2 separate regions of the Mus musculus genome follow, and region 2 is linked to region 1. The links are chromatin contacts, found by POLR2A ChIA-PET in ENCODE. All regions are on one chromosome and are shown on one strand. The core of a region is the stretch at or near the end of the contact, and the rest is flanking DNA. Distances in the headings are between cores, read along the strand shown. Region 1 holds the start of Fth1 (ferritin heavy polypeptide 1). Region 2 holds the start of Rab3il1 (RAB3A interacting protein (rabin3)-like 1).

Region 1 (4,280 bases), core at 759-3,258:
GACCTTTGTTTTCTTCAGGGTTTACAAGCTAGTCCACTGGCTCCATATGAACCTCAGAATCACGACCTGCCAAAGAGACACTGTATTTTCACATCTCTGACTCTGTTGAGTTACAGGGTTAGAGCTGACATTTGTAGTATGGAAGATGACCGACCCTTCAGGAAGATAGCACCTCCTTTCCCCAATACTTGCTTGGCTTTGTTTCGTGGTATTGGTGATCTTATTACTTGCTACTTGAGTCTCTGCTGCTAAGGTAAGTGAAAATATTTGCTCACTACCATCACCCTCTTGCTGGTCTTCCATCATATTTTTCTGATGGTGGTTACCCTTAGAAAAAAATTGCATGCATTCTACATGTGACAATGACTAGGCTGGACTCCTACCAGTTTTGTATTGATTTACAGTAATGTTCCTAAAATCAAATGGATATGATATATCCATATTACCTACAGGGTAAAGTTTAATGACTTTTTATGGCTCGCCAGTCTGACTATGTTCTTTCCAGCTCTCCCCAACATGCACTTCGTTTTTCGGGCCAACAAACACACTTTCCTTAAGGTTCCTTGAACAAGGGAAGCATTCCCATGCCTGCCCATTTGCTATTCCCTCTACTTAGAACTCCTTTCCCCACCTCCCTCCTCCACTTTCCAAAGGGAATTTGTTCATCAACTTTAGCTCAGCATCAGTCTCCTAGGGCCATCGTCCTGAAGTCTGACTCCAGGATATTTATCCAGAAGCATCCTGCAGCTAGATTACCACTGAAATCTTTCCTGAAAAGAACATATATAACGTGTAGTTTTAAAAGACTAAGTACTAGTAATGTATTTCAGTAGACGTACCTTAAAAGGGGGGAAGAGGGTTATAATCCCAGCTCTCTGACGAACCAGCCTGGCTTACACAGAGAGTCCCTGGCCAGTCTGGGTTACTGATCCAGTAACTTTGTCAATCTTGCTTCAAAACAATAACAACAAAATCGAAGTCCAACTTCCAGTTTTGAGAATATGAACAGCATCTGCTGGTTCTCCACCTGTGTTAAAGACTAGACAAGGCTGAGCACAAGTGGATGTGGATGGCAGGGCCTAGCAAGACGCAGTGGCTAATCTCTAGTTCTGCTTGCTATCCAAGAATTCGCACCCATTTTGAAGCTGGGCCACAGCTACAAGATAGACACAGTTGGCTTGTCCCTCTGCAGTTTCCTGCACCTGTCACCTGCCATTCTGCAAGCATCAACTTCACTCCAAGGACAAACCCAAAGGTTACTGAGAAAGATAAAGGAGACCATTTTGAAACAGACACACGTAGGTCACTTCTTTACTTTTCTAATCCAGAGACGTCTCTTAATTTCAAGCATCACCAGGGGCTTTCTCAGAAACCTAAATGGTTTGGCCCCAGGATTGCCCTATAGACAGACGGCTGTTGTCCTGCTCTAAGGAGAAATGCGCCTTCTTAGCCTTTGTTTTTTCAACTGTTCTCAGAGCCATGTTTGCCTTAGCAAAAAGCCGGGGTTGCTTGAGTCAGAAGAACAGGGTAGACCCTAACCTCCTCGCCAATAGTTCCCCTACTCCTCCTCTGAGCTTCTCTCCACAGATTCTGAAGGAGGGAAAGCCGCTCTTTCCCAGTCCAACTTATATGTCGTTCGCCATTTACAGCGCCACGCTTCCATTTTCCTATTTGTAAGACGAAGTCGCTGTCTGGTGTATGTCACGACTAACAACACGCACTTTGCCTAGAGTTTAGGGATATCCTGTGAGAATTGAAAATCATCCTCATCGGTACCCTCTGTGCCCATCTGGGACCCAGATGCCTCTGCAGTACGGCTAGATCCAACTACGCCCGCCCCGGGCCACAGAAACAGCGCGCTTGTTGCCAGGCACCGCTCTTGCAGAAGCTCAGAGCCCCTTGCGTCGCCTCACACTCACACAGGCTCCTCCCCGCCCGCGCCCTGCGGGTTTGGGCAACACGCCCACAGGAAGAGGCGGGGCGGCGCGGCCCGCTGCGCTGATTGGCCAGCGCTCGCCTGACGCAGGATCCCGCTATAAGTGCGGCCCGCTGTCCCCTCCTGCGCCAGACGTTCTCGCCCAGAGTCGCCGCGGTTTCCTGCTTCAACAGTGCTTGAACGGAACCCGGTGCTCGACCCCTCCGACCCCCGCCGGCCGCTTCGAGCCTGAGCCCTTTGCAACTTCGTCGTTCCGCCGCTCCAGCGTCGCCACCGCGCCTCGCCCCGCCGCCACCATGACCACCGCGTCTCCCTCGCAAGTGCGCCAGAACTACCACCAGGACGCGGAGGCTGCCATCAACCGCCAGATCAACCTGGAGTTGTATGCCTCCTACGTCTATCTGTCTATGGTGAGTGCGGCCTCCTCAGGGCCACTTGGGGAGCCGGCGGAGGGTGGGTCGGGGCGTGGCCTGCTGCGGGCTTCCCCGCCTTCCAGCGCCCTTCTGGAAAATGGAGTTTGTTCGGGGTTCTTTCCTAAGGCAGGCAGCCCTGCCGTGGCAAGTCTGAGCACATAGCACCTTGTGGCTCCTGCATAGATCAGGCATGTCATTACACCACTTTTTTTTGAAGCCTTAGGGCAGTACGACTGTCAGCCTGGCCAATCAACCCTGCAGTTAGGTGCATTTTCTGCACGCTCGTCCCCTCCGATCACGTGGCCTACAAGCTTCTCTGTTTGGTTATGCATCCTGCTCCAGTTCCTCCTGGAGTATGGCGGGTCTGCTTGGTCATGGTGTCGAGTGGCAGCCTTGGGGCCTGGTGTAAAGAGGCTTATCTCTTGTGAGCTTACTCTTGTCCCCTTCAAAGCAGCCGCCTCCACCTCTCTGCTTATCACAGAGCCTCACTTGCATTGAAACTTATCGCTAGGAATCTCCCCTTCTGTAGTTATCAGTGTCACCCCGACCTTGCATTTACAAGGCATCATGTTACTGTATTTTTCTTATTTTGCATGAGTGTGGCTTACTAACAAGTGGTAGGTACATACTTGTTGGGAAAAGCCTGCTATCAATTGCTGGACAAGGAAGTTTTCCATGTAATAGTTTCTGAAAAACAGGTTTGGGGAAGGCCTGGACTTTGAAACAGGTCCAACTTCTGTGGCTGTCATTCCTGGAATATGAATACACTGAGTGCTTAAAACTGAAAATCAAAGCTTCTCCTAATATATTTGTGCTAAAATGCAATGCCCTCAATTGTTAACAGGGCATGATGCATTAATTTTATAAATCAGTGGTTGTTTGTAGAGCTGGAAGCCTTGTGACCTTGTGTTAGCTACTTTTTACATGATTGGTGAAGGAGGAGAAAAATGGCCTCCCAATGCAGGATACTCTAGCACCCTACCTCTTAGACAAGTAGATTTGGGCTTGGCTTAAATTTTTTTCTCTGCACTAATACCGAGCCGTAGAACACTTGATAAAGCCAAGTCCCAAGGTTTGCCTTCCCATCCTTACTGAACTTTTAAAAGGCCGAGTAGGATGGCTCACAGCCTTTGCATACAGCCATTGCGGTGCCTTGCAGTGGAGATCAGTAACATGTACCCTTTCCACTTTCAGTCTTGTTATTTTGACCGAGATGATGTGGCTCTGAAGAACTTTGCCAAATACTTTCTCCACCAATCTCATGAGGAGAGGGAGCATGCCGAGAAACTGATGAAGCTGCAGAACCAGCGAGGTGGCCGAATCTTCCTGCAGGATATAAAGGTAAGTAGATCCTAGGGGTGCCCTAAATGAGCGGTTAGACTTTATTCAGGAAATGATGGTGCACTGAGGCTTCTGTCCTTGTGTTGTTGGCAAATGGCAGTTGTCGAGCATCCTGCGGTGAAAGCTTAGAGGAAATTGAGGGCAATCCTTTGCCCAGAGCATGATGGCTCAGTGTGAGGTGTTTCCTGGCTTGGGTTGATTGGTAGATGACTTGACCCGATGTTTCATTCAGAAACCAGACCGTGATGACTGGGAGAGCGGGCTGAATGCAATGGAGTGTGCACTGCACTTGGAAAAGAGTGTGAATCAGTCACTACTGGAACTGCACAAACTGGCTACTGACAAGAATGATCCCCACGTGAGTATCGGAAACGTGGGATGAGTGGAGGAGATGATTTGCCGCAGGACTTGGGAGAGCTGACCAGTAACTTTGTCCCATGTTCTCTTTCCTAGTTATGTGACTTCATTGAGACGTATTATCTGAGTGAACAGGTGAAATCCATTAAAGAACTGGGTGACCACGTGACCAACTTACGCAAGATGGGTGCCCCTGAAGCTGGCATGGCAGAATATCTCTTTGACAAGCACAC
Region 2 (4,280 bases), core at 614-3,113, 36 kb after region 1:
TGTTGATATCTGCTTTGGCCAGACCCTAAGCTGGGCTGGATTGGGTGGAGGAACATAGCCCAAGGGTTGGTCCTTGCTCAGGAGAAGCCTGGTAAATATCACCCTATAGTGAGGGAAGGACGTAGAAGACCTGGGCTGAGAGATTCTGTCAGATGAAAAGGATGCTATGGAGAGCTGTCTAGGTTCTCCATGGAGAAGATGCCAACCATGGGCAAAGACGTGGATTCCACTCACCAAGTCTTTGTTCCTATAAGCTGAGATAGGAGCATCTTGTCTTTCTTTAGAATACTTTATTACGTGTGTATGTTCATTTGTGGATTTCTACACACTCATGCAGGTGCCCACAGAGGCCAAAAGAGGGAAGAAGAGGGCATAGGATTCCCCTGTAGCTGGAGTCAGAGTTTTGAATTGCCTGATATGGGTGCTGGGAACCACACGTGGGTCCTCTGTAAGTGCAATGCATACCCTTTCTGGCTGAGCCATCTCCAGCCTAACTCTTTTTCTGTGTTGTGTTGTGTTGTGTTGTTTGGGGGGGGGGGTTCTTTTGTTGTTGCAGGGTTTTATTTTGGTTTGTTTTTTTGGCTTTTTGAGACAGAGTTTTTCTGTGTAACAGTCCTAGCTGTCCTGGAACTCACATTGTAGAGCAGGCTGGCCTTGAACTCAGAGATCTTGCCTGTCTTTGCCTCCAGAATGCTGGGATTAAAGGTGTGTGCCACCACACCCTGGCTTTTCTGTTTTGAAAAGAGCCACTATTAGTTGGTGAAGATGGGTCCTAGGCAAGTCAAGGTTCTGGCAGTAGAGGTCCTTTAAAGCAGGTCTCCCATTCTCCTACCATTTACCATACTGGAATTCCATAAGCCAAGCGTGTGGTCGTAGTCACTGAGGGAGCTGAGGAGAAAGTATTAGTTCAGCCCAGAAGCTGGAGACCAATCTAGGTGGTACATGACCAACACCCTCAGAGAAGAGGGGGCTAAGGGAAAGGAGAGAGGGAGGCTGGGGTTCCAGCCTGGAGAATTTCTTCGTTTCACGTGGTCCTTAGCAGTTCAGAAGGGGCGGCTGTTGTGTAGATGGATGAGTGAAATGTGTTCTTACAAGCCCAGGGAGCACTGTAGACGCTGCCTGTGGGAGCTGGTCTAGCAGTACTCAAGGAGAGGTTGACTATGGGCTCTACTTATTGGATCCTGATCTGAGGCTGAACTTCATTCAGGTCAGTGGTTAGAGCCAGGATAAAAGGAGGGCATAGGAACTGAGGGACAGGTGACTAAGCTTTTTACAAATCTTTTTTTAAGTACCTGGGACAGACAGGTGCTAGCGAAGTTGGCAGAGACGTCTCCTGTGCTTAGGATGGCTTGAAAGGCAGGGACGAACAGAGTATTCAGAGATGCAAGAGGAGGGACCTGGAAGTAGAGCTGGTAAGATTGGGCCAAGGTAGCGCTCTCTTAGCTTAAACTGCTCAACGAATGATAACTTGTTCAGGGTCTGCCCCGCCCCCTTCCCAGAAGCCCAGTGTCAATCAGGGATTGATGCCATCTAAGAGCTCCAGAGACCGGTAACAGGGCTAGAAGTCTGAATGAGGGTACAGGAGCTGTTTGTCCACTTTGAGTGACAATCTGAGCGAGAAACAGAGCTGAGACCACCCCCGAGAGCCATTGTAGGTTCTCAAACAAGGGTGGACCAAAAGTGCAAGGCAGAAAGTGATAGGGAAAGGCGGAGGCCAGCTCTGGATGCAAGATGATGGAACCAGTCCCGTTCACTCTGGCGGGTCATTGTCCCCAGGCAGCAAGAGGGACAGGGCTGGGCCGGCAAAGGGGCGGGACCGGGCACGTGGCCTGGGGCCCGCCTCTCAGACACGTGACCCGCCCAGGGCAGGGGAAGGGCTCCGGTGGGGCGGAGCCGCAAACCCAGGGCGGCCAGCGGGACAGACTGGCGGTGGAGCGATTGACAGGCGGCAGGGCAGCTCTGGGGCCCCCGGCAGAGTTGGCGGCGCGCGAGGACGCGGCTACGGCGGAGACGCTGGGATGTGGAGCGGGTAGGTCCCTGCACGCCGGTGGCTCTGCGCTCCGTCTGGGCCGTGCTGGCCTCCTGGGATGGGTGAACAGGGGCTCACTGCTGTTGTTTGCACCCCACTTGGGAGATAATCTGTACTCTCAGCCCTGCCTGCAGCAGCGAGGTGCATTGTAGCATGAGGACACACTGCAGCCCGAGAGCTGAAAGGACCTTGGCAGGACCGATCTGAGTTGCCCCAGGGTGAGAAGGGTGACCCCCTCCAACTCCTAGCTCCAGTGGAGTGCATGAGAGAAGTGGTAGTGGGGGTGGTGCATAGTAGTATGCATACCTCAAAAGTAAATCTGGGGCACGTATTTAAAGGAGAGCACACCCATGAACTCTGGAGAAGCAGTGCAGTTGAGAAAGCTAGCTGTGTCTCTCCAAGGTCCATCCCTAGCTAGTTGACTAGAACCTTCTGATTCAAGATGTGAGGTGGGTGGTACCTTCCCACAGTCTGGAGGGAGATAGGCACAGACCCTGAGTCCTGGGTGAACCCCTTTCCCACCCCTCATCCTCACTTCCATCTGTTAGGGCCATCGGTTCTTGAAGCTGACTCCTGTTCTTGGCCAGTCTAATAGGAGGAGACCTTGCTCCCTGTTCACATAGGTTGATGTTCTTTCTTGTCTAAATAGACAAACGCCTCCTCCTTCCAGGACTGCAAAGACTAGGTCTTGCGGTTGTTCCTGCTAAGGACTGTTTCAGGATAGGCAGAGGATAGGCGGAAGGAGGAGAGCCCTGGGGAGGGGAACAGGTGAGATCTATTTACTCTCACGGACCCCAGCTGATTGGAGTCGAAATGCTAGGGGAACCATGCAGCTTCGACACGGCCAGGGCACTAGAACTGAGCTCCTGTGGGGTGTGGGCTGGCTTGATCTTTTAGAGGGAGCAGAAGTCAGCCTGTGTTTCTTGGAGAGTTGCTCCAGGGAAGGAGGCTAGCTAGGCTTGGGAAGTGTTTTGGGTGGGTTCCTGGTGCCTGCCTCTGGTGGAGGCAATTGTGCTTGGAGGAATGCATGTGCCTGGGGCTGTGTGTTTGAGGAGCAGCCTGGTCTGAAGGAAGCTGTGAGCCTTTCTGCTGGGTGGACCGAGACAATTGCTGTATGGCCCTCAGGGTAACAACACCCCCTTCTCTGGGTTGGAGCCAGCTTGAGCACTTTGGGGGAGGAGGAGGGTCAGAGGAGATGTCAGGTGTCCTGTCTCTCTCTGTATTCCCAGGTCTCTCACTGAACCTGGAACTTGTTGAGCCAAGCTGGTGGCGAGTATATGCCAGTGATTCTCACGGTGCTGTGTCCCCTCGCAGTGCTGAGCTTGCTGGTGCATATGATGACCACACTGGGATCTGAACTTGGGTCCTCAGGCTTACACAGAGAGCCTTCTTACCCACTGAGCCGTCTTCCCAGCCCTTGGACATAGGGATCCGAGTCTGAGTGTCTAGAATGTTCTGGGGACTTAGGGGCCTTGGAGCACTCCACTCCCTGCAGAAGGTGAGAGGGACCATGCTCCGGGTCATGTCAGCTCTAAGAGGTATATCCTAGGAGGTATGTATCCTAGCCCAGGAAAGCTTGGAGCCCGGCCATTCTGGGGTTTCTGGAGGTTGGCTTCCTACTGTAAATTGAACTGAGCTATGGTGTTTTGTTTATGGCAGAGTCCTAAATGGCGATAAGCAGAAGTGACTGGGCCCTGTAGGAGCCAGGAGTAGAGATCCTTCTGAGGGTAAACCTTGAACTCTGAATTAATGGCAACACGAGTCTGATTTTTGGAGTAGGGGAAGTGGGTACAGGGTCTCATGTAGCCTAGGTTGGCCTCAAACTCCCCATTTAGCCAAGGATGAGTCCCTCTCTCCATCTCCCAAGTACTGGCACGACAGGCATGTGCCACAATGCCTGGCTTAGGAGTGCTGAGAATGGAATCTAGAGCTTTGTGCTCTGCGCAAGGACTCGGGCAGCGGGGCTGTGTAACCAACCTTAGCGTCATTTTGGTTTGCTTTATTTTGGACACAGGTTCTTACCATATAGATTAGGCTGACCTGGAATTCTTTTTTTTTTTTTTTTTAAAGATTTATTTATTTATTATATGTAAGTACACTGTAGCTATCTTCAGACACTCCAGAAGAGGGAGTCAGATCTCATTACAGATGGTTGTGAGCCACCATGTGGTTGCTGGGATTTGAACTCTGGACCTTCAGAAGAGCAGTCGGGTGCTCTTAACCACTAAGCCATCTCGCCAGCCCCTGGAAT

Evidence for each region. ChIA-PET counts read pairs that join two places held with the same protein, here RNA polymerase II (POLR2A).
Region 2: POLR2A ChIA-PET joins it to region 1 with 35 read pairs in embryonic stem cell. The contact joins the promoter of Rab3il1 here to the promoter of Fth1 in region 1. POLR2A ChIA-PET finds 5 or more read pairs at or near these places in 4 of 5 experiments (Patski and embryonic stem cell).

The regions. Positions count from the first base shown.
Region 1 is chr19:9,980,638-9,984,917 of GRCm38, forward strand. It overlaps Fth1 (ferritin heavy polypeptide 1), which reads left to right and starts at 2,009. Exons shown (of 4, transcript NM_010239.2): 1 at 2,009-2,346; 2 at 3,544-3,690; 3 at 3,923-4,048; 4 at 4,144-4,280. The coding sequence starts at 2,233.
Region 2 is chr19:10,016,331-10,020,610 of GRCm38, forward strand. It overlaps Rab3il1 (RAB3A interacting protein (rabin3)-like 1), which reads left to right and starts at 1,864. Exons shown (of 10, transcript NM_144538.3): 1 at 1,864-2,029. The coding sequence starts at 2,019.